Regions from separate parts of the Homo sapiens genome. Here region 2 is linked to region 1. The links are chromatin contacts, found by Hi-C or POLR2A ChIA-PET in ENCODE. All regions are on one chromosome and are shown on one strand. Each heading gives the region's core, a stretch centred on a gene start or an enhancer-like site at or near the end of the contact. The rest is flanking DNA. Distances are from core to core; before and after follow the strand shown. Region 1 has its middle 21 kb from the start of HECA. Region 2 has its middle 60 kb from the start of LINC01625.

Region 1 (3,907 bases), core at 375-2,874:
CTATCCGGGCACTCCTTAGCCCAGTAAAGTTGACATAAAACTAACCATCATAAGAGTTGAAACATGTCTTAGATGTCATTTCTTCCAATTTACCTGTGGAAATCTCCAGCAAAGGACATGTCTTACCCAGCCCATAGATTGAGAACCAAAACATCAAAATTTACTGGGCAAAAGATGTTTGGAATATTATTGTTATTATCATGAGGATTATTACTTTAGACAGGGTCTTGCTCTGTTGCCCAGGCTGGAGTGCAGTAAGATCACAGTTCACTGCAGCCTTGACCTTCCAGGCTCAAGAGATCTTCCCACCTCAGCCTCTCGGGTAGCTGGGACTACCGGTGTGTGCCACCATACCCGGCCAATTTTGTATTTTTTGTAGAGACAAAGTCTCACTATGTTACCCAGGCTGGTCTTGAACTCCTGCGTTCAAGCAATCTCCCACCTCGGCCTCCCAAAGTGATGGAATTACAGGCGTGAGCCATGGTGACTGGCATGAAGATAATTATTTAGAAAGCAAATTCAAGGGTCTCTTTTATTTGTAATAGCAGACCAAAGTGAGCCTGCAGGTCACTGGAATAGTCATGATAGAGTGAACATGCCTGGGCTCTGAAGTCATGAGACTCCCTCAACTTCAACTCCTGGGATTGTCAGGCATGTCTCAACTCTTCCTCTTTAAGCCAGTTTCCTTATTTTCAAAAATGCAGAGAGTAATGCCTCGAGGCTTGTTTTAAGGATTAAATTGGGTAAATATTTATGAAAGTGGGTGACATATAGTTAAATTTTTTAACAGCTGTAAAATGGTGAGAACCTTCTTTCACTGACTTTAAAAGGTAAAGAGAAAAATAACTATTTTGCATTTGAATAGGTGTTTATTATTCTGTCAGCTGTAATGATTTTTAAATATCTCAAAATTTCTCAGTATAACCCGGCTCGACCCGGCCGTTTGGATTCAAAAGTGTTTCTGGCATGCTTCCTAGAGCTTACATTCTATATTCTTTGAAGCATCTGAAAGAAATATAAGCTCCATTGTTGTCCAGAAGGAATTTAGCCTATTAGTCACCTATAAAAGTACGAATCTATAATGTTTACAATATAACCCTTTCAAAAATTTGTTTAGAGGAAGAAGAAAAACCCCAAAGCAGATAGAAGACATGGTGATTTATCCATCACCAATGAAGAAGGAGAGTTAGAAATGCGGTGAGAGACTGGGCACGGTGGCTCATGCCTATAATCTCAGCACTTTGGGAGGCCAAGGTGAGTGGATCACCTGAGGTCAGGAGTTCGAGACGAGCCTGACCAACATGGTGAAACTCCGTTTCTACTAAGAATATATAATTAGCCAGGTGTGGTGGTGCATACCTATAATCCCAGCTACTTGGGAGGCTGAGGCAGGAGAATTGCTTGAACCTGGGAGGCAGAGGTTGTGGTGAGCCGAGATCGTGCCACTGCAACTCCAGCCTGGGAAAAAAGAGTGAAACTCCATCTCAAAAAAAAAAAAAAACAAAGAAATGCAGTGACAGTAGAGGCCTCAAGGCCCCAGGGAGCTTAATGCTTGTGTGTGTGTGTGTGTGTGTGTGTGTGTGTGTGTGTGTGTTGTGCATGTTCCTGATGATCTTTCTGTTTGAGCCACGAAGAAATCAACCACTTTTCTGTTTTGCCCCCAGGATAAATACCAGAACAGCCTATCAGAGGTAGAAAAACAAGAGAAGATAAGATCTTAACTATCATAATGAGGACAGGCACTTGCTTTTAACCTCAGAAGCAGGGGAAGTGGTAGAGTTTGAGTGTTACTTGCAGAATCCAAAGCTCTACCAAGGCTGGAACAATGCAGATGTCTACTGAGACCTCTGATTATAAGTGACAATTTCAACATCAAGTTTTTTGGACTGGAAAGTAAATTCTATCCAATAATATATTTTGGGGAAAAATTATTCCCCAAAAAGTCTCCTACGTCTCCTACTCCCAAAACTTTTAACCTCCTTGAGCTTAGGCTGGGGAGATTCCAGAAATTAGATGAACATACAAAATTAAATGATGAGAAAGTATTGCATTGTACTTAAGTGTTACAGGTCTTTAAATCTTAATATATACGCTTAACTCTGAATATACCTTAAATATAAGTTATAATAATGACCTATGCTATTTACTTAGACCCAAAAAGAATTGTTGGATTTAAAAGTATGTACTTATTTCACCTCTCTTAATTCCCTACTCTTTGGACCTAGGATATCTTAAACCATCACCCTATCTAACCTAGGCAACCTAAGCCTGCCCCCAAAATTAGAATACAGCATCTTCCAAATAGCAAAGCCATGATCAATGGACAGAAATTATAGAAATGCAAGATTCATCTCAACCTAAAAAGGAAGTTTCTGGGAACCAAAAACGTCCAATAATATAGTAGGCTGCCTTACAGAGTGCTTAGCTCACTGTTGTAGGAGGAGCTCAAGCTATGTCTAAATGATCAGGTTAAGTCAGGAGTCAAGCTAAGACTAAATGTCCATCTGCTTGGGATATTGTGGAAGGAATTCCAGTGCTTGATGAAAGGTTGAATTGCAAGGTCTCTTCCCAATATAAAATTATATGACTTTGAATAAAATAAATCTGACACTGAATACTTTGGTTGGTGTCACATTTCTGACTTTAGATAATTCAGCTCATCAAGAATAAAGAGTATGGCTTATTTTTACACTGGAGCCCATCACATTTTATTGGGGGTCCCTTAGACTGACTGTTAGTAACTTTCAAAAACTGAAATATTAACTAGTTTATGGTTTTGGATTCCATTTACATATGTTTCCCTGGCCCCTCCTTACCTCTTACCTGCCAATGTGTTCTTCTGTTTCATGTTTTACCTATTCATTATGTCAATTATACCTGATTACAGGGTACTTTCATGGAAGATTGATTTCCATTGCAGACCTGAGTGAAATCACATATATCATTTCCACCCATAACCTTTGCGGCTGGAAGTCCTGTGCTCTGTATATGCCTCAAACATAAGGATGGTCCTAAAAGGGTCTGTCATTAGTCCTTTGAATGAAAAATACATTGCATAAAACATAATTTATTTCTTTTAACTCATTAGGAGCCATTTAAAAGTTGACAGCAAAGTTTATTCCTTACCAAAAAAGGGGAGGCTGCAGATAAAATGGTGTTCTCCCCATCAGCACCCGGATGTTGCACATGTAGGGATAACAGCTGGCACGGGGATATTAATAGGCAGCCATTGTTTTTGCACCTGGCTGGGGATGACAGTCTGAGACTATAACCAGTGCAGCTGCGGAGGTTCTTGTCAGATTTTTCTGAGCCATAGAAATGAGGAAACAATCATTTTAGATCTATGACATACTAGCCTTCATGAAATACCTCAGGTATTAAAGAAGGATAAATGAAGTAAAGAGTAAAATATGATTATTTTGAACAGTCTCCAAACTATTTAGTGCACTTTTCTATTATCTTAAGAATAAAGAACATTGATTCTAAAGGAAAACAAAATAGAAGAGGTATTTGAGTAAGAGAAAAATATGGCACTAAACATTGGTATTTGGATATGTGTAAACGTTGTGTGACTTAAGTTCTTAGAAGGTACAACTGAGACACTCATTCCAAAGAAAATAAGGATCTGTTTTTGGAAAAATAAAGGGTATAAAAAAGTTTATTTTGAAAAGGAATAAAATTAGACTTGTTGTGAAGGTCTATTATATACCCCACATAAAAAGACACTACCGAATTTCTTCCACTCCCTTCCCTTCCCTCCCCTTCCATTCTGTTCCTTTCTGTGTCCTTCTGGTTCCCTTTTCCTTCCCTTTATCCTTTTTTTCTCCTTTGCTTTCACAAAGATTTCCTAAAACACTTAAAATCTTTGTATAAGGTCATCTCAAATCTATAAAGGTGAAAAAAAGGC
Region 2 (3,907 bases), core at 472-2,971, 420 kb after region 1:
TCCTGCCTCAGCCTCCCAAGTAGCTGGGACTACAGGTGCTCACCACCATAACCGGCTATTTTTTTTTTTTTTTTTTTAGATGGAGTCTCATTCTGTCACCCAGGCTGGAGTGCAATTGGCGCGATCTTGGCTCACTGCAAGCTCCGCCTCCCGGGTTCACGCCTTTCTCCTGCCTCAGCCTCCTGAGTAGCTGGAACTACAGGCGCCCGTCACCACACCTGGCTAATTTTTTGTATATTTAGTAGAGATGGGTTTTCACCGTGTTAGCCAGGATGGTCTCGACCTCCTGACCTCGTGATCCACCTGCCTCGGCCTCCCAAAGTGCTGGGATTACAGGCGTAAGCCACTGCGCCCGGCCTAATTTTTGTATTTTTAGTAGAGATGGGGTTTCACCATGTTGGCCAGGCTGGTCTCGAACTCCTGACCTTATGATTCACCCACCTCGGCCTCTCAAAGTGCTGGGATTACAGGCGTGAGCCACCCAGCCCAGCCTTAACCTTGTCTTTTAAAGGCAGGGTTTGACACATACTTGGTATGAGAATGAAGGGTAGCGTGAATAAAAAGGAATAAGGGCCTTCCATTCAGAGGGACTGATTCTAGACTTTTGTAATGACTGCATTTTGGGTGAAACCTTTGTAAATTGAGACAAAAATGCCTGAGTTTGTCTTAAAAATTTTTATTTATTTTAAAAAATTCACCTCGATATTGGAAAAGATAAAGGTGTTAATGTGTACTACTCCAGCAGTGAGGGAAGGTTCTAGAATGCTCCCTGGTTGTTGCCCTCATACTTTGGGATGTTATGCTGATCCCTGCACCTTAAGTTCAAATTCCAGTTTCCTTGCTCAACTTGAACAACATGCAAGAGTTGGCTGTAAGGGCTGTTTTTTTATTTTTTATTTTTCTGCTTGGTTTTGTTTTGCTTTGTTTTTTAACCACGTAATTAAAGAATTGTGGATATAGATTAACTTCTCGCCCACTCTATCCCCTCCCGTACTGTTTTAACTAACAGGGACTAAGCACCATGGTCCTTTGATGGATTTCCTATTTTGATGGTAAAATCCTTGTTTTTCTTACAAAAAATATCTTCTCTGCTTCTGACAAAACTCTAATCTTGCCCTTCTGACTCCGAGTCCCTGCATGCCTCTCTTCCATGTTTCAGGAAGGAACAATTAGGCAATCCTGCCATGTTTCTTCTGAAAGTAGCAAAAACAGTGACTTCAAGAGCCCTTATGCTGAATCATGACATAGATATTTTTTTCTACACCACCCGGAACACTTTGAATTAAAGCAGGAAGCCTGATTCTAAGCCACTATTGCACTAAGCCCTGGAAAGAAAGAAGTGTGGAAGAAGGGAAGAGGATGGAAGAAAAACAACCTTTTCTGAGTAAAAAGTTTAGTCTTTCTTCCAGTGTACAGTTTAAAAATGTGGGCTCATTGGAATGAATTTGAAGGTTAGGTTACAATTTGCTTACAGCAGATTTTACGATTAAACTCATTGAATCAGCCTTTTTTTAACCCGTTAAGTGACGTATACATGGGATTAAACAGAATGAAATTCAGTTGTTTCTCAACTCACTCTCCTAGCCTCACATCTGTCAAAATCATTGCTGTTTGATTTTCTTTTCTGCAAAGGCCCCCGAGACACATTTGCCTTTAAGCGCTTGGGCACTGGTGGGAGCTGCGTGTTCTGGGTGTCTTTAAGTGCACTGGGCTGGGCTAGGCAACGCAGCTCGTGTGTCCCGGGAAAGCTGCAGTCTGCTGAGTGTAAGATACACACCCAGACCACACCTTCAGAGCCATGCAAAGCTGGAAGGAGACAGAGATAAGGTACACTGAAAGGAAGAAAGAAACTCCTCTCTCCAAGCTGCATCTGCTTGCTCAGGTGAGAGTGCAGTGCCTTGCCATTTTATTTTTCTTCTGATGAAAGAAAAGTGGCACTTGGCCTGCTCCTCTCAGTCAAGGGTTAAGAGCCATTTCTTCCTAGAGAGGTTTCCTGATACCCACTCCTATCCAGCTCTGACTTCCTGGCACCCCCCCTCAATGGGCTGCTCTTCGTCTTCTTTCTTTGTAGCCAGCTAGTGTACCACTTTCTCAGTCTCTCTCTCGACTGGGGAGTCCTCCTTCTTGACACTGGACTCCAGGAGTCTTGGAATATCTTTGCAGCCTCATGTCTAGCACTTAGTAGATGCACGATTGTTAATCGAATGAGCAAACAAACTGTGGGAACCCACAAAGCTGTTCTGACTTCCTGACTGCCCTGGTAAGCTAAATTTATGTTGCACCAGATAGGCCAAGCCTAACACTTCTTAAAATAGGAGATTCTTTGAAAAAGGGAGGGGAGTGAGGAGAGGAAAACAATGATAGAAGTGGTCTCCTGGTAAACAGAAGTAAGAGCCTTTGAAAGGATCAACAAATAAAAACAAGCTGATAATCTCTGTTTGGCTGCAAATACAGTATTCTAAATCCAGATTAGGTGCTACCTTACTTTATCAGTGTGGAGCATTCACAAATGCAGTTGTTCCAGTTTCTGCACGTATTTCTTTCCCTTTCAGTTCTGTGGTACAGTTGAAGCCATCAAAATGTTAGTATGATCTATACTAGTTATCTGGAAAGTTTTTAACTGCATCCTATAAGTAAAAAATTTATCAGCCCACATCTTCTCTTTTTATATAGCCATCAATTATCTGCATGCACTTCTGTGTTAGCATATCATGTACATTATAAAACATTATATATATATATAAATTAAAAGAAGATGATATAAAAACAGAAATAGAAATTCCAGGCCGGGCGTGGTGGCTCCCGCCTGTAATCCCAGCACTTTGGGAGGCCAAGGCAGGTGGATCACGAGGTCAAGAGATCAAGACCATCCTGGCCAACATGGTGAAACCCTGTCTCTACTAGAAATACAAAAAAATTAGCCAGGTGTGGTGGCGGGCACCTGAAGTCCCAGCTACTTGGGAGGCTGAGGCAGGAGAATGGCATGAACCCGGAAGGCGGAGCTTGCAGTGAGCCAAGATCATGCCACTGCACTCCAGCCTGGGAAACACAGCGAGACTCCGTCTCAAAAAAAAAAAGAAAAGAAATTCCAATATTTTCTCCCCAAGCCTGAGCAGATCATTGTTGCACCCTATGTGGGTGAGCTGGAGGCTGCCGCTATAGGCATGACTTTTGCCACCTGTAACTTAATGATTTGGGCAAAATCAGAGCTCCCCTCCTTTGAACTCTTGCAGGGGGATAGGTGGGATAGTGATGTGACTGTGGGCTACTCATTATGCTTCTCTCTGCCTCAGTTTACCTCTCCTTATATAGCCTTGTTTATCTTACAGAAATGTAGAGATTAATGGATGATATACCTCATTCTGGACTTTAAGAGTGAGGTCATTGATTTGACATATTGTATATTAATTCCTTCTAATCTCTTCTATTTTCTGGGAAAATTCTATTATTTCATTAAATAGTGTTGCTTCTCCCATTAAATAGGGGGTAATATTGTCATCTTCATCTTCAAATTGTGGACCTTTAGCAGGAGGAGGAAACTTAGAGGGCAGCTCTAGTCTAGTTTTTACCCAATGACATAAGGAGACTGAGCCATAAAGAAGGTGGTAGGTTGCTTGATGTGACAGATCACCCCGTTGCTTGCAAAACTGATCTCTCCTCTTTTCCTCTAATTTGGTTTCCCTCCTCTGAGTGCCCATGTGCCTGAAGGCAGGCTAGGGCCCCTCTTCAGCCTCAGGATGAGGGCGGGGCGGTGCATCTTGAGTAGGTAAGTCAACTATGGAGATACTATCTATCTGCCTTGCTAAATGATTGGGTTTATGCTTAGGTATGTAATATGGTCTGACCAAGCTTTTTGGAAAGTTTTCTTCACTTTCCAAAGAGACACACCTAGTGGACATTCCCTTCC

What was found. Hi-C counts contacts between places; a loop is a spot of excess contacts on that map. ChIA-PET counts read pairs that join two places held with the same protein, here RNA polymerase II (POLR2A). Pooled maps may share reads with other maps.
Region 2: a loop to region 1 is called in a pooled map, with 2.0 times the contacts of the local background. The contact joins two enhancer-like sites. A Hi-C loop is called at or near these places in 5 of 50 pooled maps. POLR2A ChIA-PET finds 5 or more read pairs at or near these places in 3 of 52 experiments (CD4-positive, alpha-beta memory T cell, WTC11 and naive thymus-derived CD4-positive, alpha-beta T cell).

The regions. Positions count from the first base shown.
Region 1 is chr6:139,111,712-139,115,618 of GRCh38, forward strand. No RefSeq gene overlaps it. Among named protein-coding and RNA genes, the nearest start is that of HECA, 21 kb to the right of the region's middle. Within about 2 kb of position 1,625, at least 3 of the 41 ENCODE cell types and tissues checked have a DNase peak (open chromatin) inside an H3K27ac peak, as active enhancers do.
Region 2 is chr6:139,532,535-139,536,441 of GRCh38, forward strand. No RefSeq gene overlaps it. Among named protein-coding and RNA genes, the nearest start is that of LINC01625, 60 kb to the left of the region's middle. RefSeq lists a cis regulatory region at 1,554-2,392. Within about 2 kb of position 1,722, at least 16 of the 41 ENCODE cell types and tissues checked have a DNase peak (open chromatin) inside an H3K27ac peak, as active enhancers do.